Regions from separate parts of the Homo sapiens genome. Here region 1 is linked to region 2. A link is a contact called in ENCODE Hi-C or POLR2A ChIA-PET data. All regions are on one chromosome and are shown on one strand. Each heading gives the region's core, a stretch centred on a gene start or an enhancer-like site at or near the end of the contact. The rest is flanking DNA. Distances are from core to core; before and after follow the strand shown.

What was found. Hi-C counts contacts between places; a loop is a spot of excess contacts on that map. ChIA-PET counts read pairs that join two places held with the same protein, here RNA polymerase II (POLR2A). Pooled maps may share reads with other maps.
Region 1: a loop to region 2 is called in a pooled map, with 4 times the contacts of the local background. The contact joins two enhancer-like sites. A Hi-C loop is called at or near these places in 11 of 37 single-sample maps with no recorded cell type and 11 of 50 pooled maps. POLR2A ChIA-PET finds 5 or more read pairs at or near these places in 1 of 52 experiments (MCF 10A).

The regions. Positions count from the first base shown.
Region 1 is chr7:139,730,422-139,735,318 of GRCh38, forward strand. All of the region lies in intron 1 of HIPK2 (homeodomain interacting protein kinase 2), which reads right to left. Among named protein-coding and RNA genes, the nearest start is that of HIPK2, 45 kb to the right of the region's middle. Within about 2 kb of position 1,915, at least 29 of the 41 ENCODE cell types and tissues checked have a DNase peak (open chromatin) inside an H3K27ac peak, as active enhancers do.
Region 2 is chr7:139,914,312-139,918,559 of GRCh38, forward strand. The region is part of intron 4 of TBXAS1 (thromboxane A synthase 1); the gene reads left to right. Among named protein-coding and RNA genes, the nearest start is that of TBXAS1, 87 kb to the left of the region's middle. RefSeq lists enhancers at 1-593, 1,495-2,694, 2,597-2,896. Within about 2 kb of position 2,105, at least 22 of the 41 ENCODE cell types and tissues checked have a DNase peak (open chromatin) inside an H3K27ac peak, as active enhancers do.

The DNA of each region.
Region 1 (4,897 bases), core at 665-3,164, 180 kb before region 2:
GAGATCTCGGCTCACTGCAACCTCCACCTCCCAGGTTCAAGCAATTCTCCTGCCTCAGCCTCCCGAGTAGTGGGGATTACAGGCATGAGCCAACATGCCCGGCTAATTTTTGTATTTTTAGTAGAGATGGGGTTTCACCATGTTGGCCAGGCTGGTCTCAAACTCCTGACCTCTGGTGATCCACCTGCCTTGGCTTCCCAAAGTGCTAGGATTATAGGCATGAGCCATCGCACCTGGCCCTAATTTTCATTTAAACTAAAAACTGTGTAGATTCTATTACTATGTGTCCTCCCAAAAGATATGTTAAGTCCTAACCCCCAGTACCTGTGAATGTGATCTTTTTTGGAAATGGGGTCTTTTCAGAGGTAATCAAGTTACAATAAATTCATTAAGGTGAGCCGTAATCCCATATGACTGGTGTCCTTGTAAGAGGAGACACAGACATACACACAGAGTGCGGGCCACACATCGACAGAGGCAGAGACTGGAGCAATGCAGCTGTAACCCAAGGGATGCCCAGCATTGTTGGGAGCCATCAGAAGCCGAGAGAAGGCAAGAAGGGGATTTACCTGGAGTCTTCGAGGGAACGTGGCCCTGCCAACTCCTCCAAAACTGTGAGAGAAGACATTTCTGTTGTTTTAGGCCACCTATTAATAGTTTGTGTTAATTTGTTACAGTCACCCTATGAAACTAGTACCCTCTGCAAAATAAGTCAGGATGTATTTCATTGAAAAGGCATGTCTGTACTCAAGCTATGATAAAGTATTTATAACAATCGCAAAGTGACGCTGGCCAAATGGCAGGTTGCCCTCTCAGCCTCCCGGCCTGTGTCTGTGGCCTCTTGGTTAAAAAGCAACAGAAGCATCTACAGCTTTACTCCCACGTTTTAGTCTTAATTCCTGCCAGGGCACTATACACCTCCTCTCCTTATGCAAATATATTTGTTCATTGTGATTGAGGTTTGACTTCAAAACAACAAAATTTCTAAGGAAGGCATCTAAAGTTCGATCTGTTCTCATCAGTGACGTCCACAGTTAAGAGGCCACAGACGGCACTTCCTCAAACCTGCCTTTTCTAAACCTCAACTTCTTGCTGAGTTATACAAAGGAACCAGGACAAAGGGCCGCCAAATGGGTTCTGCGCTCAGTGCAACACCTGTTTGCACACCCCTTGTACTCATGTTTATGTATTTCTTTGAGCATTTCTCTCACAGGCTGTTCTCTAACTGCAAAGAAAACTTTGTGAAAGATGTTTTGCAGACACAGTGATGCCGGGGATGTGAGATGCAGATAACCCTTTCCCCCAGGCTCTCTTTAAATACAGGATTCATTTCATCCCCTTCTTAAAGCACAATAATCCATCCTTCTTACTTGATTTAAATAGCAACTGCTATTTACAACAGGAGCTCCATGTTACAACTGTTTTGTTCCTTGGAGAATTGTTTCATTCCCCTCAGTTGCCTTTAACTGACACCTGACTAAACTCAATTAGGGATCACTTCGGGAAAGGTACCACCTCCACAACTCGCAGGGAGAGGGAAGAGCAGGAAGAAACGAAAGGAAGAAAGCTGGAGTGTGGGGAAAGTTGGCACGGATGCTGAGAGGAAAAGGAAAAAGAAACTAAAGATGAGAAAAAGGTGAGAAAAGAGAAGGCAAGTGAAATTATATTGGAGCACACTAAGAATAATAAAGTAGCATTGTAATGTGCTTTGTAAACTATAAAGCATAATAAAAATGCAATGTGGTATTATTTGCAATATTTAAATAGGTGCTTTTGTGTGTGTGTTTGTGGATATGAAAATCAGCTGGTACAGGGATCCCTTGGCAGGGCAACCAGTGGCCCATTCTAAGCTGTGCAAATTAAAGTGGGTTCTTTGGTCTGTTGCAAGGACATTTTTCTACTGTGAGTCACTGTCATCAAGCCAGTCCTGGCGTTATTACCCAACAACTCCATGGCACGGAGCCACTTACACCCAGTGCTGGGAGGAGGTGCCCACTCAGATAATACTGGTTCTTGTAGCGGGGCGCCTTCCCCACGTACATCTAAGATGTCTGATAGCTCTCCTATGTCTTGCTTTAAAACAGACAGGATGGCATTTGGTGATGTAGGCCATCCCTATCTTCATAGGGGTCTGTATTCCAAGAGCTAATTTTCAGATTGTTTCTGCATTCTCAACAACTAGGTCAGATGCCAGTGCTGCCCTTTCTAGCTCTGTGATCTCAGCAAGTTACTTAACCCCTTTCTGCCTCAATCCCCTCATCTCTAAAGTGGAGACAGTAATCATATTTCATAGGGTCCTTGTGAGGAGTAAATGAACATATATATATATAACTATATATAACATATATTATATATGACATTATATAACATATAATATATATAACATATTATATATATATGTGTGTGTGTGTGTGTGTGTGTGTATAAAATAGTGAGTCCCTGATATGGTTTGGATCAGTGTCCCCACCCAAATCTTAAATTGTAATCCCCAGTGTTGGAGGTGGGGCCTGGTGGGAGGTGACTGGATCATGCGGGTGGTTTCTCAAGAATGGTTTAGCACCATTCATCTTGGTACTGTCCTTGCAACGGGAGTGAGTTTTCTTGTGAGATCTGGTGGCTTAAAAGTGTGTGGCACCTCCCCCCTCACTCTCTCTTGCTCCTGCTCTGGCCATGTGAAAGGCTGGCTCCTCCTTCACCTTCCACCATGACTGTAAGTTTCCTGAGGCCTCCCCAGAAACTGAGCAGATGCTAGCATCATGCTTCTTGTACAGCCTGCAGAACCAGAAGCCAATTAAACCTCTTTTCTTTATAAATTACCCAGACTCAGGTATTTCTTTATAGCAATGCAAGAATGGACTAATACAGTCCTAAACAAGCGTTTAGTGAAAACTGAGGGGAGGGTGGTCAGCTAGCTCCCAGAGGCCTAGCTAACACAGAATAGAATTTACTTTCAAAGCTTCTGCATCTCTTTTCCATGTAACATTTTAACCAAAAGCACTATCCTTGGTCATAACTGAGACCCAGTTTCTATGTACAATATGCTTATTGCAGATTTGTATCTACTGTATAAACAATGATCTCAACTTTTTTGATTAAGCACTTAATCAGGGGAAAAGAGAACACTCCTGATATATGTGATTTTTATAATTAAAAATAATCTATGTTTTACTTTCCAATACAGTATTGTTAACCAAAAACACAAATATAGAAAAATTTAAAGGATAAAGTGAGATAAAATATACATATTCAAATTTTCTTCTGTATCCTAATACGTTGTCTTGCACCCATTACTTTGAAAAGCTGTGCTGTAATTCAGGTAAGCTAAGCCATGTAACTTAGAATTAGTCTTGGCCAAATGATCCACCTTGGACAATAAGAAGTACGCAAGAAGTAGCATTCTCAGGCAAAAGCCTTTCCGGCCAGTGTGTGACTCCTCTTTCCCTTATATTACGGTAACCAACCATGGTCTGGGGAGGAGCAGCTCCTTTGCCTGGTCAGTGAAAGAGGGTAACAAAGAGCAGAGACCCCAGCTGACCCAAGATGTGGCGCAAGTGTGAAGCAAACCTCTGTTGTTTGTTACTGCTGTACAACTTAGGCCATCCTAACCAGTGCTGGAATATTCGTTAATGCTGCCATCCCTAATGAGTCACAATTAACGTGGTTTAGTGTAATTCTATTGTGAGGCACAGCATGCTCACCTAGCAAAACCAGAGCACACGTTTTTAAAGACAACGTTAAAATTCCGAAATAGTTCAGTCCCTTTCTTCCATGTTTTAGCATCACTTCCATTCCCCAGGAGAATGCTTCAGGAGATCAATGTGTCAAATGATGAAACTACTCTCATCACCACCAGTGTTAGTGATTTCAAGTGTGCACGTACTAATCCCCCACCTAATAACTTTTCTGAACAAGTGGAAGGCACGGGATCTTCAGTGACAAATGCTCTGGTTTGGTTTGCAAACTTTGACGCAAATCACTCTCTGGTGACTAAAATTGGAAGATGCCCTACAGGAGTCTGGCACTGCTGCATACAGGCCTAAGTGCCCCCATGGGAGAATCAGCTTTTACCCTGGGCTGATGTTTTCTCTGGGAAAAATGGACTTTCCACACCCTGCCCCCTAAATGCATTCCCATGCTCCATGACGCCACGGTTGTGCTCTTGGTAAAGAATATTTAAGTTCTGACATCATGATAACCATGGGTATTATTCATGGTAAGCTCACAAGCCTGGGAAGGCACATTCTGTACTCTCTTTATCACTGAAGTCAGCAATGGTTTTAAAAATAGCATGGCTCACACACCCAGGGGACCACTGATTCATTAATGGCCAAATACACACTACTGTGGACTCCTAACTTGTATGGTGTTTTAGATTGTGATTTCTAGAATCAAGGCACACACATTTATCATTTCCCTCATAGGAGTGTTATGCTGTACTAATTTATAAATAGAGATCTGCAGATCCTAAATGAAGGAACCCTCAAAAATTACAAAACCAGGATTTGACAAGCCGTATGATTTGTGACTCCAAAATGACGTAAAATGTAATTAATGAGAATATCTACCAACTTGGTATAACTATGATATGTCATACCTAAATAAAGAGAGATGATGTTACAAAGATAATTGACACTAATCTTAGTGAAGTCTAGAAGTAAGTCATAGGTTTTTCACTGTCGAGGGGGGAAGGGAATATTTGATTCTAGATATCCCATGCAGGTTCTTTAAGAGAAGTATCCCATGAGCAGAGAATGTTTTCATGATTTATAAATACATTTAGAAGTACATGACGACTTAAGCCTTTTGCTTAAATTCTGTGCTAAATAAGCAACTTTCTCATCTCTTACTGGGATTCCAGAGAGGACCTTCTGACCAAGGAGAAAATACCTTGATATGT
Region 2 (4,248 bases), core at 855-3,354:
TAGCCCTGAGCCACTGTACCTGGCCACATTTCTTAACTTAAAAAAGAGCTGGGGCAGCTCTTTTTAAAAATATCCATGGAAAGTGGAGCTGAATCAACATGACTCAGCAGAAATGGTCACAACCAGTGGCAGAACTTCTTATTCTTGGCCTCCTCTCAAGGCCTGGAGTTGGGGGATATGATCCACCTTACTGGGCTGTCATAAAGCCACATGGGATCATGCATATAACCTCTCCCTCTACACAGTACTTGGCAGGTGACACATTACTGCTTCTCACAAGAAAACCCTCCACCTCTTCCACACCCATCCAAACTCTTGCTGTTCTTCAAGACACTCCTCAGATACTGCCTCCTCCAGGAAGCCTTCCCTGCCTCCATCCACATGCACTTTTCCCCTTCCCTGAACTCTGGCAGCGCTCACCATGTGTGTCACTCGTTGTCACAGTTGATCCCCTTGTGCCTTCCAGTATTTACAGTGAAGGAGGATATGGCTTTCACTCTAGCTTGATTATTAGCTCTTTAAGGCCAAGAACTGTATCTTGTATTTTTTTTAAACCCCATGACATAAACACATATTGACTCTTCAGCATCCAATATATTCTTGTTCCAACTGAATGGAATTTCCATCAACTTGACATTCCTCCCAGAAGAATGAGGTATTACTTGAACCTGGAGTTGCAATATAGTCTTCTTCGTCTCGGTCATTCACAAACACGTAAAAAGACCCATCATAGATAAGATCTCCAGGAAATCCCAGTGTTTATAGTTTTCCATCTGGGAATGCATCCACTTATGTGTAGCTTTGTTTATGGTCTTTAAGCCAATTCCATATCGATGGTAAAACAACCCTTAGTGACTCAATTTTTTAAAAAACAGTCTTTAAAGTGGGATTTTCTCACAGGTTTTTGAAAGTCAAATTAAATTGGGTTCTGTGGTTCCCTCTTATCCATATGCTTATTTATCTGCTCAAAGAACTCAAGGAGATTAGTGAGACGTGATTTCTCCTTACTGACACCACGTTGCCTTCCCTCTAATAGGCCATGTTTACTTAAGCGTTCAGCAATTCAGCTTTATTATACATTCACTCGGTAAACATTAAATGCTTACTCCATGCAGGCTGCTACCAAACGGTCCCTTGTGATACAGAAAATACCTCGGCATATTAGTTTGATAAATTAAGTGAAAAGGAATTTAAATAATGCATGCTCTCATTCTCCAACAGGGAGAGCCCATGTCTGCTCACAAATTCAGGCTTGAGTTACGTTGAGTTTTGTCCCTGGACAGCCTGGTGGAGAAGGGCCCTGATTTGGGAAGCTGGATTTAGCTCTGAAATTTGACATGAGCCGTAAGCATCCCATGAGGGATCCATAGAGCATATTCACTGGAGGTGGGGGTGATGCAACAGGGAGCTCCCTGACATACAACAACATTGAACAAATGTGTGAATTCAAATATCATCCTGTGAAATATTCTTTTCCAAACTCCAGAACACTGGCTGGAGCAGACTGTGGGTTGGATCCGGAGCGGCAGTTCTTAATGTCATGCTTTCCCATTCACAGTTTTTGGGCCTCTGGAGTCTGTGCAATGTCTCTGCTTCATCTTGCTCATTTTCCACGTGGACCTTGTAGGTCTCTATCAATGTCCTCAGTGCTTCCTGAAACTGCTCCATGATGGTGCAACCACAGCTTATCATTAAACCCAAATCAATCTTCTTGGCACTTATAGAAGCTCAGTCGTCCTGGTACATCAGGACTCGGATGTTTCTATTTAGATATTTTCAATGAGCTCTTCTTTGCTGTCAGGTACGGTACCTAATGAAACCATAGGGCAGCTCTTTTTTAAATATCTGTGGAAAATGGAGCTGAGTCCACATGACTCAGCAGAAATGGTCACAACCAGAGGCAGAACTTCTTGTTCTTGGCCTCCTATCAAGGCCTAGAGTTAGGGAGCTGTGGGAAGGGTGATAAGAGGTAAGCCAGTCTTTGGCCCATGTTAGCTTGGTCTGGTCAGATAGGCATGTCAGGGATGTGTCAAAACACTAAGCCTAGTGCTTTGGAGATGTGGGTTCTGGTCTGGAGTGGCAGTATGGAGTGCCATCTCTCAGGTCCTCATGAGCAACACAGAGGTCACCTCTCCAGGCACAGGTCGAGCCACACCACTGACACACAAGAGTCACGTCCAAAGCCATGTGATGGACGTGGTGGGTGGTTTTATCCCGAACCATCAATACCCGGCACCCTGGCTGCCCCAGGTTCAGCCTCTCAGGGGCTGCTTCACTCGCTCTCCACACAGCTGTGAACATTGCAGGATGAGTCACTGTGAAACCACAAACTCCTTGGCATTGGTGAAGATGACTAAAGTTATAGGCAAATTAGTCACTGGAAACCTTCCTGTCCTCTGTATCTGCAGCAGCCTCCTATCGAAGGAAGAAAAGAGTATGTTGGCTCATTGCAGAGCTAATTGGCAAGGAAAGCTCAATTCAGGGCTACAGGTGAGTCAGACGCCCTTGTGCGGGGGCCACAGGGACCCGCCTGCTGGCATCCATTGAGGAGAGAGGGGCCCTTGGCAGACTTGCCATAAAACCGCCCCCCTTGAACTCATTCCTACACCTGTAACCACTGACAGTTTTTGAAAACTGTTCACCTGGAGTTCCTGGTTCTCTTTCTCTTAAATCAAACATTGAGTAAATGAAGACACTCAGATGTTCAAACATGTGCATCAAGATTTTACTTGTGAGAGTGGTTGCCATGCATGACCTAGGGAAGCTCTCATGGCTTCAGTCAAACCTTGCCAACTTTTTTTAGCTGTGCATTTCTTGAGAAAGGTCAACTCACATTACGGGTCTACAGCTCTGAGCAAGGGAGAAGTTCTTCCTGAAAGCACAAACAGACTACAGAGGGCAGTGAAACCAGAAACACAGGTGTGCAACCTCATTTGCCTGCCCCCGTCTCTATTTTGAGGCCTCTTTGTTTTATGTGACCTCCGTCTCCTTCTCTGCCGCAATCTTCTTCTTATAACACCCACTTTCTTCTTTTAATTTCCCCCTCTTCTAAGCCATAGCCCAGTGGTATGGCGAAAGGTCTTTGCTGTGCATAGGAAACCCTCCAATCTGAACTGGAAGCTTCCTGTTGCAGGATGGGCTGCCCCATTGGAATTCCCAGGTGACAGTCGCAATGGGATGCCTGTCCCCTGCAGGTCTCCCATTTCACCTGCTTTTCTAATGTCTGGACATGGCTAAGTCCTAGAAAAGCCAGATCCATGGCATTACATTTAATCAGTACAACACACTGAGCTTCGTTTCCAACATGGTAGCTAAGTTTTAATTCTAACATCTTTAAAAGTACTGAGTGTCTTGTGATGCCTTGGGAACACAGGAATAGTGTTAAGTGGTGTTGATTCTCAATGCTCAAATGTACTTCTCTCTGCCTTGCAGAGATTTTTCTAAAATTTCAAGACCTTGTTGAAAATGATTTCATATTTTTGTGTCTTACTAGACTCTTGGTTCAGCAGGAAGCTATCTTTATATATTTTTTTAACAAAAAGAAATTAGTAAAAGCTTGCTCTGATATTTATGCCATATTTCCCTAACTTTTGTCGTGGCAGAAGTAGAAATAAGTGTGTAAACCAGGAGATTAATATCTACAATTTAGGCATGAGAATAGAGAAATAAACCATAAAATCAATTCTTATCTCTCAATGGATATATTCCAGAACATTCCATGGAAATCAAGTGACTAAGTCCTGATCCTCCCTGTCTTTCTCCGCCCCAATCTCCTTCTTATGACATTCCCTTTCTTCTTCCCATTTTCCCTCTTCTAAGCCATAGCTCAGTAGTATGGTGAAATGTCTTTGATTTTAGTTTAAAGAAATGAAATCAGATTCCAGATTTGCTACCTCTTATTAGTTGTGTGGCCTTCAGACAATCCTTTAACCTCCTGATTCTCAATTTCCTCCTGTGTAAAATACATTAGACTAGCTAATCCCTAAGGTCTGTTTGGTGCCCAGTTCACGTGACCGTTGGCAGCCACAGGGAGCCACGGAGTCCCACCAGCGTCCCATAGAGCCACTTGGAGCTTCAGGTACAAGGAACAAGCCCCTCTTAGGCCCCCTCAGGAAAATTTATTCTCGCAGCCAAGCATGTCAAGTGCAATATCAGGAACACCCTTGTCCTTCTTGAACACTGCTTCTGGCCAGAAACTCTGCTGAGATCTGTTGGAGAGTTTCCTGCAAAGATAAGAGTTAACAAGCC